Linked DNA regions of Homo sapiens: region 2 is linked to region 1. Evidence: chromatin loops called from intact Hi-C (ENCODE). Cell type or tissue: mammary epithelial cell. All regions are shown on one strand. Links, peaks and the distances in the headings refer to the core of each region. The heading gives the core; the rest is flanking DNA. Region 1 overlaps ANKRD22 (ankyrin repeat domain 22). Region 2 overlaps RNLS (renalase, FAD dependent amine oxidase).

Region 1 (9,145 bases), core at 632-8,631:
GAGTAGAAAACATAGATCAATATGTGCCCTGCTTCTATTTCCCCTTCTGCTATCGTTCATGAGGAACTATGACTTCTCTACACGTTCCAGCCAGTGGTGGGACCTTCCTCCATGTTACACAGAGACGGAGTGGGCCTAGAACAGCCTTTAAAAAATTATTGCGACTTTTTTATTTGTCTGAAAGAAGACATTTCCTAAGGAATTTATAAAATACAGTATGTGAAGAGTGAGTTATCAGAAACAAAGGCTTGGGATTAATTGTAGAAATCAAATTAAACCCAATAGGTTTTTATTATCATTCTCCAAGGTTTCTTAACTTGAAGAGAAAGAAAAACATCTTCCTTCCTTTTCTGAGAAGACATTTCGTGAATCACAAGGCTCTTTACCGGAATCATTTTGCTCCAAAACCTACAAATCCTTCTCAGAAGTTTTCATGGAACATTTTAAGTGAGGGGAGCTTGTAGCATGGAGATGGCTAATAAACAGTGAACCAATTCCTCTGAGCCACAGGCAAAGTTCTACACAGTCTTTCCTTAGATTGGGAATTACAGAAGCTCCATTATACTTTAGGGAAAACAACACTAAAAAGTGGGGGTAATTTGGGGGAAGCTTTGCTTTTAAAGACATCCATAGTGGTACAAGTTGTTCAGATGTTTCTACACTATTAAAATAACAACAAATATTTTTTCAGCTGTGATATCTATTGTACTTAGAGCAGTGCAAAATATTATTAAGTAATACATACAGTTAATCATCAACATGCTGATTATTTTAGTTAATCATCAACATACCGGATGCGTCATATTCTACCCATGGACGCTTCTTAAATTTTAGTGCCTGGGCAAGTAAGATGGAAGTGAACAGAGTGAAACCTTACCTCCAAATTCTTGACTCCTTTTAAAGACAAACATGTGGGAAGGCAAAAGGACACAAAAAATTTTTCCTAATGTTCCATTATTCCAGAGTTTTGAATGCTCCTTAGCTAATGTGAGTTTAAAAGCTGCAATGTTACATTAAATTTTTACTTCCATTATGGGGGGCTTGTTTCTTTTACCTTTGCAGAGATTCTCAACCCTCACTGTGCATCAGAATCACCAGGGAAATTTAAAGAGCACTAATGCCCCAATCCTATTCTTACAGATTCTTATTTAACTGGTCAATAGTGGGGCCTGGGTCGTGTTTTAAACATTAAGTTGGTGCAAACATGATTGCAATATTTAGCCAAGGTTGAGAACCACTGAGGCGAAATATTGTCCTGGTCCTTACATGATCGATTACCTTCTAAACATCAACCCCTTTCCTAGCCTCACTTCCCAGCCAGATCGGATGAATCCATGTGTCAACCAACAAATGACTTTTATCCATGTTCTGGGTGCTTGACCTTATGGAAGCCTAACTTCAGGAGGGTTACAGTCTAGTTAAGGAGACTACATTTAACCCACTAGCTCATTTAAGGCCAATGAGCTGCTTGAGGTTCTGTATATTTCCTGCTGCAGGTAGGAAAGATGAAAGAGATTTCTTGGAGATGAACCATGAGATGGGCCTTGAAGAATAGATAGCACAATTTAAAAGATAAGGATGGCAAGCCAGTAGCCCAAACATAGAAGTGAGGAAATTGACCTGACCAGAGATGGGAGAGCTTGCAGAACAGCAGTGGTTTATACACAGTTGGCCCACTGAGGGGCACTTTAAAAACCAGGTAAAAGTCATAGATACCTCACTTTCTAGGAACTTGGGCACATTACACCCCATTTCAATACCAATTAGTGCAATTTAAAAAGATAAAACAAGATTATGTGAGAGAGAGAAAGTTCCTGGGCTGGGAGGCTGAGTGGTCAGGGAAGTCCTCTCTGAGGAGGTGATTCATGGGCTGATACTTGATCTGGCCTAGCAGGAAGCCCGCCATATAGGTCACATGCAAGTGTAAAGGCCAGAAGACAGAAATGAACCTGGAATGCCCCAGAAATCACCACAAAGTTGTGAGCAAAAGGGAGATTGATAGATGAGGCTGAAGAGAAAAGTTAGTCAGTGGGCCCTATCAATCCTGTGTCTTAGCTTTTCAGGTTGTCCAGAGCACGGCTCTAGGGAGCGCTGTTCACAGGTTAGCCCATGGGAACTCATGCACCCTGCTGGTAAATACTCCTTCTCTTCAATCTCCTCCTCGCCTACTAGTCTGTTTTCCTCTGTGCCTTCACTGAAATCTGGCTTTTCCTGGGCATTATGACACCTTCTCTTATGGTGGCTGCTGATTCAGTCTACTTCTTGGTCACCGTTGTTTTTTGACCATGGTTCAATTTCTTACTTGAAATCTCTGCTTATGGCCCTTTCTCTACATTCTCCCTTCTGTCCACTGTATTCCAGGGCCCACTTCCACCTCCCTGGAACACAAGTTCCCCTTTCTTTCTGTCCCCCGGGGTCATCCTCAGTGACCTCAACATCCATAAGCTTCATTCTCCCTTCTTGACCTGTGTTTCTACTCCAAATCAGATACCCAACAAGGCCACCCTTGACTTCTCATCCCTAGACAGAGTTTATCTGTAACATCTCTCTGATAACTTCTAAACTGGTTACTTTTCTAATAGACCACATGTACGAACTGTGCTCTGATCCTTCTCTGTGTTTCTATTTGCTTGTCTCTCTCTTTTTGCAAGTTCATTTGTCTTTATCTGGCTTACATATGATGCCCATTAAGACTGAATTTAATGGTAAACCACTCTCCTCTCATTTCTCTTGCCTGACAGACATGTTTCCTAATCCTTGCTCTTGCCCTCTTCACTTTCTGTACTCTTCCCTCATCTAGGTTTGCTGAAGAAAATCACAAACTCACATGGCAGGCTCAGTCAACTCTATCTTCTTACTGTGTTTCTACAACCTGGTTTTCAAAGCCATTTTATATTTTTATTCATTTCATGTAGACAGTTTTAATTACGATGGTCCAAAATCTTCCCCATCATGCTCAAAAGTCTCATCTACCCTTGTCTCAATCACATCTCCTGTCATTAATCCATTCATCTTTTTAAATGTCAATGCTATTTATTTAGTTATTGGATTAGTCTGTTCTCATGCTGCTAATAAAGATATACCCAAGACTGGGTAATTTATAAAGGAAGAAGTTTAATTGACTCACAATTCCTCATGGCTGAGAAGGCCTCACAATCTGGCAAAAGGCAAATGAGGAGCAAAGTCAATCATGGCAGCTGGCAAAAGAGAGCTTGTGTAGGGGAACTCCCCTGTATAAAACTATCAGATCTAGTGAGACTTATTCACTATCATGAGAACAGCATGGGAAAGACCCACCCCTATGATTCAATTACTTCCCACTGGGTCCCTCCCATGACATGTGGGAATTATAGGAGCTACAATTCAAGATGAGATTTGGGTGGAGACACAGCCAAACCATATTAGTTATCTAGATGTATCTATTTATTTATGACAAATATATAGTAGTATAATGAATGAAGATCAAACCTCTGACTTTCTGGCAAAAATTTCAGTCAGTCTAAACTTCTTTCCATCCATGTAGCTCTCTTTTCTCCCTTGCTTTGGCCTTAGAGCCAGAATTTTCCTTCTATGTAGGAGACTAATGTTTCCATCTTAATGCTCTCTATCCTATCATCTCTTCACTCTCTTTGATCAATTATCTACCCTCTCATAACCACTCCTGTCCATCTTCATTGGCTCCTTATGCTTTAATAATTATAAGAGTAGCTAACATTAATTGAGGGTTTACTGTGACTCAGATCTGAGCTAAGTGCTTCATCTGCACAGTTACATTTAATTCTTTCTGAAACTTATAAAGAAGGCATGATTATCAAAAGCAGAAGGAAACTTAGCATGAAGAGTCTAGGTAACTTGTCCAAATAACATAGCTGTTAAGTCGCAGAGTTGAGATTGGAACCCAGAGAGTTTGTTTCCAGAGCCTGGATTTGTAACCACTTGATGACACCACTTTGCCTACAAACGTGTGGAACGTTGGCTGGACACTGCTACCCCCCTCTTTGAAGTCTCTAGCTTTCCCTAACAGCTTTTTCACTGCCAAACTGACTACAATTCCTCTCCAATTGCATCCTCTAATTCTTCATAGACAATGTGCTCAGGCCTCTGTATTCTTCCTTCAGCCCCATCACTGTATGAAAATTGGCCTCTGCATGGCTGCTAATGATCACATTCAATGATCTTTGTCTTCCTTCTTGAAACTTTCACTTCTTTGCCTTTGAGTCTTAACGTTTTTCTGTTTCTTCTGCAGACTCTCTGATGACACTTCTTATCTCTTGGTGGATATTGCTGATTCTAGGTCAGGTTGGAGAAGGAGTCTGGATGTATAACCAGTATAACCAGCAAGTCAGTGCCACAAGTGGACAGATCAATATCCCGAATACAGACTGTAGCTTAATTTTGGACACAAATATCAAATGCGAAGTCTTGTAGCCAGAAGACATTTTGAAGGCTGATTTTTAAGACTAAAGTGATTGGAGATAGAATGTACGCATTCTGCAGTCATTCCCCTTGATTTGACTCTTGGCCATGCCAGTTGTGAACTATGTCACTTTGGGCAAGGAAAACAATTTCCCTTAGTTTCATCTGTGCAAAACAGGTATATTAATACTACTTTAGAGGGTTGTTGTGAGGATTAATATAGAATAACTGAGCTACTCAATAACTGTTAGCTCATCTTATAATTTCTTCCTTCTCTTATTTACTCACTAAGTACATATTGAATGCCTACCATGTGCCAGGCACTATGTTATGGGGGTACAATGATGAATCAGTACAGACAAAATGTAGCCTCATGTAGTCACAGTGCCCTTATATAGCTTACAGTCTAGCTGGGGAGATGGCTGTTAATAACACACATACCTTTATTTAGATCAAGGGTGTGGATAAGACAGTGGTAGGAGATGAAGTTGTAAAAACGGCATATGGAACACGTGAGATTGAAAGAATTGTGTGCAATAGTCTTGGTGAGAATGATGAAGATCTGAAGCAGTACTTTAGCAGTGAGGATGGACAGAAGGGTTCTGAGACTATTAGGGGATAGAGTTATTATAATAATTTCCCAAGTGTGTTTCTTCTACACCCAGGGTGCCCCCAAATTACAGAGCTTAAGGGGTTAAAAGGGGTTTATGATAGCTTTTCCAGCAACCCAAATGGACAACCTCTTCTCTTTTTCATACCTGGCTTGTGAACCAGCACTTTCTATTGGACTTCCCTTCTGCCCGCTGTCAGTGCTTTTCTTACGCTGCGCTGCCCCCTAGTGGAAACCGCAAGTTCATAACAGCATGGAGTCTTCAGCGTTAGTGCGACTCTCACATTAAATTATAGTCATGCACCACATGATGTCACGATCAGCAATGAACAGCATATACAGCAGTGTTCCTATAAGATTATAATGGAGCTGCCCTATACAGGTGTACCATTTTATCTTTTACGCTATATTTTTACTGTATATTTTTATATGTTCACCTATGTTTAGATGCACAAATACTTACAATTGTGTTACAACTGCCTATAGTATTCTGTACAGTAACATGCTGTATAGGTTTTTAGCCTAGAAGCCACAGGCTATACCATATTAGTAATAGGCTCTACCATCTAGGTTTGTGTAAGTAAACTCTGTGATGTTCCCACAATGACAAAATCACCTAACAACACATTTCTCAGAACGTATCCCTGTTGTGAAGTGAAGTATGACTGTACTTGTGCATCTCAGCCGAGAAGGAAGACACTTAGCTTCCTGGTAACTCTGTGTCTTGGATCTAGGAAGCCTAAGAAAGACTAAAGATAGGGTTAGTATTTTACATAATATTGCTCAAATGGGGTTGAGAAAGCCCTCAAAAGCACTGAGTGACTCTTGCAGAACAACTCCCCATCTTTTCCTCTTCTTCTTTTTAGTTAGCTCTTAGTAAAGACTTTGAGAAGCCTAAGCAGAGAGCTCCTGGAGGTCTATGTTACCAGGCAGGTAACATAGATGAGTGAAGAGAACCAGTGTAATGTGATGGCGAGTGGTGGGGACTGTGGAGAATTGGAGTCACTGCCACTAAGCACCAGTTATTTGGTATCCTACAGGAATATGGGCCCAGTGTTAGCAAAACTTTCTCTTTTTTTTCTTTCTTTTTTTTTCTTTTTTTGAGGCAGAGTTTCGCTGTGTCGCCCAGGCTGGAATGAAGTGGCGCGATTTCGGCTCACTGCCGAATCAAGCGATTCTCCTGTCTCAGCCTCCAGAGTAGCTGGGATTATAGGCACCAGACACCATGCCCTGCTAATTTTTTTATTTTTGTATTTTTAATAGGGATGGGGTTTCTCCATGTTGGCCAGGCTGATCTCGAACTCCTGACCTCAGGTGATCCACCCACCTCGGCCTCCCAAAGTGCTAGGATTACAGGCGTAAGCCATCGCGCCCAGCCAAAACTTTCCATTTTTAAAGAGAAGCTGGAAAGCCAGATTAATACATGAAATATTCTAGTTTTTTAAATGTTGTTAAGTTATTTAAATATTTGAGAAAAGAGAAAAAGAGCTCTAAAGCCACTTGTTTCCAAGCTATTCATGGTAGACCACCAATTTCCAAATGCTTGATGAGTAGTGCTCACTGCTAATCACTCCATTATTAAATTTTCACTAGTTTATGGTAAAATCTTTTAAAAGGACAATAAAATGAATTTTTCTATAAAGCTAACTAAATCTACCCAATATAAAGAACTGCTTTCCCCCTGGTGATTATATTCTTACATATTTTGTTAAAATACCCTTCATTTATCTTTGTATTTGTTAAAATATCTTTTATGAAATAATAGTATTGTTTTAAATACATTTAATTGAAAAATTAAGAGTTGGTGACTTAACACTGTCTTGTTGCATTTAGTTTTGTTTTACTTATTTTTGAACTCCAAATGACTGGGCATTGCTGCTAGGACAATGGCAAGTCACTGAAGGTTTTATTTAAGCACTATTGTGTTGACATAACCCTGGACTCCAGCAGTGATGTGGAAGATTTGTTGGTTGAGACTAGAGTCCCAGAAATAATCGAATATGAAAACCCAAGGGAACTTCTGCCTTACTCCTTCATTTAATGACTGAGGACACTGAGATACAGTAGGGAAGTGAATTGTCCACAGTCACCGGGGGAGGTAGTAACAGAGCCACAATTACATCCTGTTTTTCTGACATGAGACAAGTGTTTCAACTGCCCCAGTCCTTTCTGCATCAGCCACACAGTATGCTGAGACACTGAAGTGCCCAACTGTTGGAAAGCTTAGTAAAGGGAAGACTTCAGGATAACAGAATAGGTGATTTGTGAAATTGTGCATTTCTAGTGAAACTTAAAGCCCATGTATCATGTTCATTTCATTTTTAAGGTACAGAAGTTTGCCTTTAATTGCTGCTGAGTTAATTTTCTGTTAGGATGTTTCTTTCATGAGTAGGCCTTTAGGTTTAAGAGTATAACATAGTTCACTTATTGTGATATTTGGCTATGTTAGAACCTCAGTTTATTAGCAAATACACCCACTTGACTTTCCCCTTGATACGTCCCAGTTTCCACAGGTGCTTATGTACCTACCCATACCAAAAAATTTTTTTCTTGTCATTTACTCTGTGTATGTGTGTCTCTGTCCTATTTCCCCACTTGACAGATACATTTTACATGGATAAGATAACATATTTTATTCTCTGGTACCTGTGACTGGCACACAGCAGGGATTTGACTTGATTATTAAAGAATGACAATTGCAATAATGATAACTTTCATACACTAAGCACCATCCATATGCCAGGTATTACTCTAAATGCTTTTTAAAAGACATCATCTGAAGATTAGTCTAAAAATATTCAGTGTTTGCCTCCCATGTGCTGAGTGCTGTGTTGAATGCTGGAGAAATAGCAGTAAATAAAATGGGGTTTACGGCCTGAACTTCAGTGCCTTCCTTCTCAGCACTGCCTCAAACCTCTCCTGATTCATGCTAGCCCTAAATACATGATTGTACATAATTAAGAAAAGAATTACAGTATGTCAGTTGCTGTGAGGGAGAGATACTGAATGTTGGGAGTAAGAAAAGACTTCTTGGATAAAATGAAAATTAAATTATGACATGAAGGGTGAGCTAGGTGTTATTCAGAAGAAAGGCAGGTGGTGTGTTTTATGCAGAGAGAGTATTCAGGGCAGAAGCCCAGATGGAAGGTACCAAACATGGTTTGGTTCAACCAAACTTTGAAGAACAGAAGTCGAGAAAGGCTGGAGCAGAGGAGGGAAAGAGGACAAGATCATGCTACCTGAAGTCTTGCTATTAAACTCCCATGGTGCCTTGTGAAGCTCTGTATAATGCTTTTTATAAACAGCATCTAATCAAGTGTAGTTAACCATATAATTTGTATATTATTTGCCTAAAAAACTGTCTTTTCTGCTCTGTTGAGCTCCTTGAATACAGGGTGCTATGTAGGTCTTATTTCATCACTAGTACTGCCCTAAACTCCTCCCCATATGCTTGTTTTCTATTTTATCTTTAGTAAAGATAAAGATAAAGACATTTTATCTTTAGTAAAGATAAAGATAAAGACATTTTGTCTTTACTAAAGATAAAGATATTTTATCTTTAGTAAAGATAAAGATAAAGGTATTTTGTCTTTAGTAAAGATAAAGATAAAGGTATTTTGTCTTTAGTAAAGATAAAGATAAAGGTATTTTATCTTTAGTAAAGAAAATGAATGCTTTTCCGACAGGCCCACCTACCTGTAAGCACTATACATAGTTTCCTTACTGAGTTGAATTTGTAGTATTTCATTTATTTATTCATCCATTTGATGGACATAAGTGTGTGCCAAGAAAACTTAGGAAAATGTAGGAGGTTCCTCATGGGCTAATTCTTGATCTAGACTTAAAGCTAGGCATAACTGAGACCAAAAAATCTCACCTGCAAAGCAATATATTACAATTTTAAAACATTTAAATTTTAATGTATTGGGTTATGACTTTTTTTTCGTTTTTGTGGTTTAATTATGCCAGTATTTCAAAACCTGCTTTTGTTTTTCCCGACCCAGCCCATCTGCCAAGCAGCCTATCAGAATGACTTTGGACAAGTGTGGCGGTGGGTGAAAGAAGACAGCAGCTATGCCAACGTTCAAGATGGCTTTAATGGAGACACGCCCCTGATCT
Region 2 (9,145 bases), core at 578-8,577, 270 kb after region 1:
TTCTTTAATATTTGCGAATTGAGTGAATGACCAACTGACCAACTGAATGAATGTGTTTCCAAAAGACCTAAGGAAAAACTTCACTGGTCCGTATTACTTCTTCACATTCTCTGTAAAATTCTCATTAATAGAATCCCATAATAGACTTTTTTCTTATTCTATTCATATTCTATTTTCATTAAATATGGATTTGTATGAAGAAAGAAAGAAAAACTCTATATTGACAATGGACCTTATTTTTTAATGCTTTTTATGTAAATCTGAATTTGGCTTGCTAATATGTTGTTTAGGATTTTTGCATTCATGTCCATGAGAGTGATTGAGCTGTAGTATTTTTTCTTGTATTAATTTCTCCAGTTGTTGGACATGGAGGTATGTAGGCCTCATAGAATTATTTGGGAAATTTTTCCTGTTTCTGTTCAGGGGAAGCATTTTAATACAAGTTTGGTGTTATTTCTTTCCTAAATGTTTAGAAGAATTCACTGGTAAAACCATTTAGGCCTAGAGTTTTCTTTGTGGTAAAATTTTAAATTACAGATTCCATTTCTTAAAGGAATCTATTCAGACTTGTTTGTTTATTCTTTTTTTGTCAAGGTGCTAGAATACTATGATATAATCTTTATTTTTTATTTTTTATTTTTTTAGCTTTTATTTTAGGTTTGGAGGTACATGTGAAGGTTTGTTACGTAGGTGAACATGTGTCAATCTTGTTCATCTGGCTAGCCAGTTGTCCCAACACCACTTATTAAATAGGGAGTCTTTTCCCCATTGCTTGTTTTGCAGTAGACCTTATTTTTTAAAATACTAGTTGTTTATGCTTAAGTTCAGATCTGAAAATTGTATTTACATATTCCTTTGACTTTCATTAACTTAATTAGTTCTATATGTTCATTTTGATTCATTTACTTTTTATCAACTTACTTATTTTCAAATAGTATGTTGCTCTGTATGAATTTCTATTTACCAGGTAAGAAGGGTGTCCTGAATCATGCCAGGAATGTGAATTGACATCCTTTTTGGTACTCCAGCTGCTGTCTCTCTCCTTCATCCAGTGTGTCTGGGAAGTCCAATCTAATATCTATATGCCCTAGAATTGAAATATTAAATCTTTGAGAGAACTTCCGATTTCTCACAACTTTGCTGTTACAAAAAAAAAAAAGTGACATCTTGGTTTTTAAATTGGAATACTTTCCTGTTAAAACCTTAAATATCTAAAACATCTGTTTCAGTTCCTTTTCAGGTCTGTGAACAATATAGCTAAAACCTGGGTTTTGCTTTCCTTAACAAAGGTTAAAACAAAAGTTTCTTAGAAAAATTGCTTGGTAATAGCTATTCCCAAGCCTGACAAAAAGAACTAGAAGGGTACACCATATTATGTTCACATCAAGGGTCTGGGTGCAGAATGTTCACCCTGTCTCTAGTGGATTTTTGTTGCCATTGTTTTGGTTTGTTTTTATGCCTGCATCTGAATCACCTGGAAGACTTGTTAAAACACAGATTACTGGGCCACAGTCTGAGTTTCTGGTTGTATCGAGGTATGCATGGACAATTTGCATTTTTTACAAGTTTCTAGGTGATGCTGAAGATTCAGTTCAAAGCCGCACTGTGAGAATTATTATTAATACCGTGCCTTAGCAAATCTACTTGTTTCTGGAACAGAGCAACGAATGTATCTTCAAAAAGTGACTCGCCTTGTAAACAAGTAATGCTACTGTGCAGCCAGGGTTGAGAACTGCTGTCATAAAGCATCAGCCTGTCCAAACAATTTGTATCTCTTTTCCTCACATTTGCACCTTTGCTTTGCGTATATTGATTATATGAACCCATGCGACATCTCATCTTGGATTACTCTTGAGTCTCTGTCTTATGCTCTTCCCTGCTTGGGACCTCTTGGCTCACCTCTTCCCTGACTTCTTCCTCAACCCCTAAGACACACCTCTTAAAACAAAACAAAACAACAACGACACACACAAAAAAATAGCTTTAAGATTATAAGTCACATACCATACAATTCACCTATCTAAAATGTACAATTCAGTGGTTTTTAGTATAATAACTGATATAGGCAACCATTATCAATGTCTGTAATTAGTAAATTTTGGAATTTTTTATCACCTCAAAAAGAAATTCTGTCCCCTTTAGCTATCACCCCCATCCCTCCATCCCCATCCCTGCCCCCAGCCCTAAGCAATCATTAATCTACTATCTGTCCCTATAGATTTCCCTATTACCTGGATTCCAGATAAAAGGTCATGATGGAGCTGGAGGCCCTCATCCTTAGCAAATTAATGCAGGAACAGAAAACAAAATATGGCATGTTCTTACTTTTTTGTGGCTCTGTTTTGTCAGTATCTGCACAGATTTCACTTATTTTCTCCTGCTTTCATCATGGCTCACTGACCCTGGCCCGTCAAGTCATTGAATTGTAGAGGGTACCTCATCTTTCCTGAAGCCCATGAGCTATAACAGAGTCTGGTCGTGGTGGACAAGGCTTCAGGGCTGTGGGATGGCAGTGGGTATTGATATGCCTGTAGCTTTTGACTTTGTTGCACAGCTAACATTGACCTTGGTTTTGATAGAGAAATGGCTTTTTATGCCACTAATAGAAAGAAAACTGGTAATAAATATGTTTTATAGATCTTAGATTTAGAACTATAGAAGAAATTGTTTTCTGAGGAAGGGTATAGCTGCTGTTAAATTTTGAAAGCATTTTTTTCCTTGAGTATCATTTCTACTATGCAGAAATAATATAGCTTATTTTCTAGTACAGTGTGTGATAATAATATAGAAGAAATTGGAATATTTATTAGATGCCTGTAGGCAAAGTGGGAGACTAATTTGAATGATCTCTTCATGAATCTACTTCTAGTTTGTTGCCAATGACATTTAAAGTAGGATAATTTATTGCCATGGAGGTTGGCAATAATTGGATTGATTTTGAGATTGTTTTAATAACATACTATAACATTTTATAAAAATACAGTGTAGCCATCAGTCAGGACATTCATTTGTGCTGTAAATTACATACTCCAATATTTAAAAACTGCATAGTTTTGTATATCAAGAGAGATCCTTTAACATTACATTTTGAAAGTATTTCTCAATATTTGTATTAGTGACATCTAAAGCAACACCGTGTCATAGACTGTCTCCTAAATGTGTTTAAGGGCTTGCTAATTAATAATTTTATTTAGCTCTTTTTACATCTTATATTTTGTGTGTGCACTTGAGCTGTGTTTGGCTGAGAAAGATAACTTAACTCACCTACTATTATTACTTTTCTTTCTGTCTTTCCTGGGTTTTTTTGTGGCAATTTTTGCTTTATGATTTTATTTGATTTGTACTAGACCCTCATTAAAATTATATCCTTTGACTTAAAAAGTTCTCTCTTTAGTTTCATTTTAATTTTATTTTGCTTTCAAATAAACTTTTATAAATGAAATGTTCTCTCTTTTATTTTCTTTTTTCTGGTGTATGCTTTTTCCTCTAAACCTTTCAGGGATATTTTACTTTAGAGCCATCTCTTTTATATTTTTTATCTTTGAGCCCAGTAATTTCATAAGTATATATCTTATTGTTACTAGTTTTGTGTTCATTTTTCATGGGCTATGTTGTCCACTTTTGCCTTGAACATTCAGCTCTTCTCTTATTTAGGTAAGTTTCCTTCTAATACTTATTGGAAGATTTATTTGTTTCATTTATTATGATCTCAGAGTATCTACAAAAGCTTAAAGTATCTCCCTCTCAAAGCTTCTGTTTTCTTTTAACTCACTTTCAACTTTGATCTTTGCATTACTTTTTTTCTAGCCTTTTCTCCATGTCATCCATGTAATTTTCAAGAGTTCCTTTTGGCCCCTTCCTTGAGGTATTGTTTCAAAGAGGTCCTGTATTCTTTTACTGTTACTGAACTAATGCCCGAGTGTTTGTTGAACTAATTTGCTTCCTGGCAAAATTTTTCTGATATGTATTTTTCATCAGCTCATTTCTTAGGTTCTGTTCTTTTCTGTTCTGTTGTCTTTCTCCTTTTCTCTGCATATGTCTCTTGTTAATCATTACTCATCTTTAAATGGGACCAATTCTGTCAATTTTGTGAAAAATAGTGTTGTGGGGCAAGACCAGACTTTTCAGTTAAGGTATGTGTTCTCAGAACACTTCCTGTGTACATTTTGTAAATATATACCCATGAAAAATAGAATGGTAGTGACCACTAATATAATAATATATTTATTAACAGAAATATTTATAAATATTTTTAACTTGGAAAGAAGATTAAAGTATGTATTTATATATTTTTTCATGAATCAGAAATAATTTGACAAACATTAACATTGGCTATTGCTCAGATATGATTTTCATTTTCTTCTTTACGATTTTTTGAATAATCATAACTTTAAAAATAAGAATAGTTTACTCTTATTATAAAAAATGATATTGGCCGGGCGCGGTGGCTTCTGCCTGTAATCCCAACACTTTGGGAGTCTGAGGTGGGCGGATCACGAGGTCAAGAGATCGAGACCATCCTGGCCAACATGATGAAACCCATCTCTACCAAAAATACAAAAATTAGCTGGGTGTGGTGGAGTGCGCCTGTAGTCCCAGCTACTCAGGAGGCTGAGGCAGGAGAATCGCTTGAACCTGGGAGGCGGAGGTTGCAGTGAGCCAAGATCACGCCACTGCACTCCAGCCTGGTGACAGAGCGAGACTCCCTCTCAAAAAAAAAAAAAAAAAAAAAGAAAGATAACGTTGACACTGTTTTAAAAAAATGTATCATGCTGAAAAGAAATAGATCTTCTTTCCTTTTTTTTTAGTGGAGGAGTATTGTGCCATATGTAGGCTCTTTATGATGAAAAAGTTTAAGAATAATTGACTTGGTATATTTGACTGAGGATGAGGGTCTTTGGATGTTATATTGAGCTGACTCAATTCAGAATTGGACCCCCATGGAAATCATTTTGTGTTTAATTCATTGTTATGAAATAATTCTCTCTGGCACTAAAGACTTAAACTAGAATGTCCCCACAAGATCCTTTAACATCTGTGGGTCAAATCAAAGGGATTAAAACATGACCTCAGTATGAAGAATTGGTTAATGTCTACCCTTCTCTCTGTGTTTTCTGGAGAAAAATCAGCTCTTATTTGATTATTAGACGTCTTAGGCTTCTGTGAAAAAGACATCCACTTACAAAGCCATATATTGCCATCTAGTGTGTGAAATATATATTGTAGTTCCCCTTAGAATCTAAACTAGAGAGGACTGTGAAAATGACAGAAACATAGAATAACACTATAACTATAATATTCACAAAACTGCATATCACAGGGAAATAAATTTAGGCCCATTAGAATTACATAACTTACCAAAAAGTGCTTGATTAATGAGTGACAGAATTAGGAATGTACTACATGTTTCACATTTGTACAGACTATGAACAGCCACGTCTGTAGCTTCCTGTGTTTTTCTTCTCATTCTCATTCTCTTTCTCTCTCTTTCTAATCATATGTAGCCTTTAGGATTAACATAAGTATCATATCTTATGTGAAAGAATTCCCTTTACATTATAGAGTGGTCTGGATTTTCTGTCATCCAACTCTCTCTATTTTGCTTCTTATGGAAGAAGCAGATGTAATTGTTTTTTCATTTGGCAATTATTTATTACATTTATTAAACTTCCTCCCAGCTGGGAGAATAGAGAAACCTCATGTATCATATTGTGACCCTCTTATGATTTACTTTCTGATTCTATAATAGTGCTACTTTCTCTATATTCTTATTACAAAGATTATATCACTTAATCCTCAAAGTAATGCTAGGCATTATTATTGTCTCAATTCTTGGTGAAACTGAGATGTGAACCTCAGTAAAATGACTCCAGAGCTTGTACTCTTAACCACTGTTATGCATAGCTCTTCCATGTGTACTTGATCTTCCTCTCTACCATGCACAGAAATTCCTCAAACCCCTGACCCTTAAACATTAGATTCAGGAATTCCTAATCTCTCCTCCTAGTTTTACTTCTAGTTATAGCACTCATCTCCACCCCCCACCCTCTGATTTTCAGGGATTCACCAGTTTAATCCACCTTAAGATCCTGCAAGAGAAAGATGCTTTACTTTCTCATGTGTGTGTGTGCATGTGTGTGTGTGTGTGTGTGTGTGTGTGTGTATTTGCAGTCATCACAACCTTTCAAAACACAATGTTGAGCTTCTCTTTCCTAGATTGGAGGATGGGGAAAGGAGTTTGTTTTCCCTAAATAATTTATCCTTGTAAATTTTTTAATTTCTAGTTGCTGTGTGATAGCAAAGATGTAATAAAAGCGGAGAAGATCTCAAGAAGGCAAACTCTAATAACCAAAGGATCACATCCATATGTGAATATATGAATAACAGAAATAAAATTTCTTTATCTAGAAATATAGAGCTTCACAGATCTACAATGCCAATAGATGCAGATATAGAACAGATATGCATATGTATGTTTAATTATAATTTAGGAGAACATGGAATTGTTTTTAAAATTCTAAAATACAACCACAAATTAAGGAAATGCTACTTTATTTCAATGTAGAAAAGTTTTCAATTAATAAGACATTATTTGACTGAATAATTTTGCTTACATTTAAAAATTATAGCACTTGTTCATCCAGTATAATAGTTTCTGAAAGTTCCAGTACATTTATAGATGCTAGGTTTTTAAATGAACTATTAAAATAAAGATCTTGGGGGTACCTTTCTAACTTTCCAGGGATACTCAATAACTGCTTTCTCAGTGGTGACCTGTATACCATCCCACTCCTTTCCTCACATAATGCTCTGGTACGCAAAACAAAGCTTCTCACATCCTCCTGTCACTCTGTTCTTTCCAACCTCTGGCTACATTCTCTGGCTTCAGCTATCTAATCATCAACTTGGACCTTAATGCTATACTTAAGATATGTGAAATTGTTCAGTGGATTTTTCAAAACTATATTACAGTATATTAAGAGTATCTTTTCAGTGCCAGTGAATATTCATGTGCATCATTATTTTTACTGTGTAGTGCTCTCGTCTTTTGATTTACCTTAATGTAGTAAACCAGTTTGATGGGCATTTAGGAGATTTACAGTATAACAAAGTGTGGCTTTAATACTGCCAATATGAAATAAAGATTCTTTTCACTAAACTCTTTTCCTATGGAAACAGTTATGTTGATGTAGAGTAGAATAAAGCCCGCTTGATTTTTGTCCTGTTTTTTCTTAGCTAATCTATTTTTTATTTCTCTGAGTGTACTTTAGAATCAGGTTTCATTAAAAACTCCTGTTGGAATATTGATTTGAATTACACTCAATTACACTGCATTAGTTTAGGAAGAATTGGCATCTTTATAATAGATCATCTTCTCATCTAAGAAAATGAAACATTTCTCCACTTATTTAGGTATTTTTAATGTCCTCAGTAAAATTTTATAGCTTTTATCATAAGATCTTACACATTACTTATTAGGCATGTTAAGAAATATTTTATAATATTTATGGAGATTGTGAATAAGATCACTTTTGTTGATTTATGGTTACTTGGTTTTAGATGTTTCCAGAGAACAATATACCTACCTGAGTTTTTAAATCCAGCATGAAAAATCTCTTTCTTTCAATAGGAGAGTTTAACCCTTTTATATTTATTGAGATAACTGCTGTGTTGTTATCTTTTCCGTTGGTATCTACTATTTATTTTTTTCTTTTGATAGATGAGTTCAACCCTTTTACATTTATTGGGGTAAGTACTATGTTGTTTTTATCCTTTTCATTGGTGCCTACTATTTACTTTTTTCTATTTTTAAATTTTTGCTGGTTTTATCAAGTATCTCTTTATTCCTTCCCACACAGTCTATTCATAGAATGCCCAACAAATTGTCATTTCATTCATGGTTCTCTTCTTATTCCTTACAAACCTATTTATTCCTGGCCCTGCCCTCCTTTCCATTCCCCAGAGCTAACTGATGTTAACAGTTCAGTGAGTGCCCTTCCACACTTTGTTCCAACCATATAAAGCTTTGGATGACTGTGCGTGCCTTCTAAAATTATTGTTTTGCACTTTGCTTATTTACTCAACATTATTTTAGATAAACATCTGATTTATTTTTATTTAACAGCTGCATAAAGTTTTTTAGTTTGGGAGTACTGGAATTTAGTCTTTCATCTCTTGTTTATCTATGGACTTTCATGTGGTTTCCAGTTTTTTTCTCTATTAAATGCTATGCCTTGAAAAACATCCTTGTTTACATATTCTTATAAACTGATGCTCTTAATGCTATATTGGGTGATAAGATCCCCAAAGTGAAATTTCTGGCTCAAAAAACCTGTATGTTATAATAAGTATTGCCATATTACCTTCCAAAAAGTTTGTCATGATTCTCACTCTTACGTTTGACAATGCCTGTTTGCCTATATACTCATCAGGACCGGATATTTTAAATTTTTATCAATCTTAACATTTCTGCCAAAGTGATAAGTAAAAACAGGTTGATTGCTCTTGCATTAATTTGCATTTCCCTTGACCAAAAGTAAAATTGAGCCTCTTTTCATAAGCTTATTGGTCATTTAGAGTTTTTCTTCTGTGAAATGTCCCAGTCATGTCCTATGCTTACTTTTCTAGTGGATTATTTGTTTTTTATGAGCATTTCACACATGAAGGATATCAATATTTGTAATATAGTACTACATATATTTCCTAGACTAGCATTTATTTATCTTTTGCTTTTGTTTATTATTTCATTTGCCATAATAATTTCTTAAGATTTTTATTTAGTCAAGTGTGTCTTTTTCTTTAATAGATACTTGACTTCCTGATTGCTAAGGATTATCTCCCTCACTCTAAAGTCATATAAGTATTCTGAATTATATTCCTAATATTTTTAATTTTTATCCTTTACATTAAAATCTTTATATGGAATATATGTTTATATAAAATATGAGAAAGGTATCTAGCTTTGTTTTTTGTCTTTCCAGAGTGAAATCCATTATATCAGCACCATTTATTTAATAAGAGATTATTTTTTTGCCCACTAAATTGAAATTCCTCATTTGCCGTATGTTAAATTCCATATATACTTGAGTCTGTCTCTGGATATCTGTTCTGTTCCATTTATTTACTTGTGTTGCAATATCGTCAT

What was found. Hi-C counts contacts between places; a loop is a spot of excess contacts. Peaks named below come from ENCODE experiments on the same cell type or tissue, not always from the same donor. Only the 100,000 strongest peaks of a DNase experiment are listed, where the experiment ranks them.
Region 2: it touches region 1 in a loop (11-fold over the local background); 3 of 110 quality-filtered maps call a loop at or near these places.

Annotation. Positions count from the first base shown.
Region 1 is chr10:88,831,912-88,841,056 of GRCh38, reverse strand. It overlaps ANKRD22 (ankyrin repeat domain 22), which reads left to right. Exons shown (of 6, transcript NM_144590.3): 2 at 9,031-9,145. Among named protein-coding and RNA genes, the nearest start is that of ANKRD22, 15 kb to the left of the region's middle. RefSeq lists an enhancer at 4,958-5,107. In mammary epithelial cell, for the core only: a CTCF peak has its summit at 5,256 (motif pointing left); a DNase peak (open chromatin) is centred at 5,256.
Region 2 is chr10:88,561,335-88,570,479 of GRCh38, reverse strand. The region is part of intron 4 of RNLS (renalase, FAD dependent amine oxidase); the gene reads left to right. Among named protein-coding and RNA genes, the nearest start is that of RNLS, 17 kb to the left of the region's middle. In mammary epithelial cell, for the core only: a CTCF peak has its summit at 5,214 (motif pointing left); no DNase peak of the experiment used is centred there.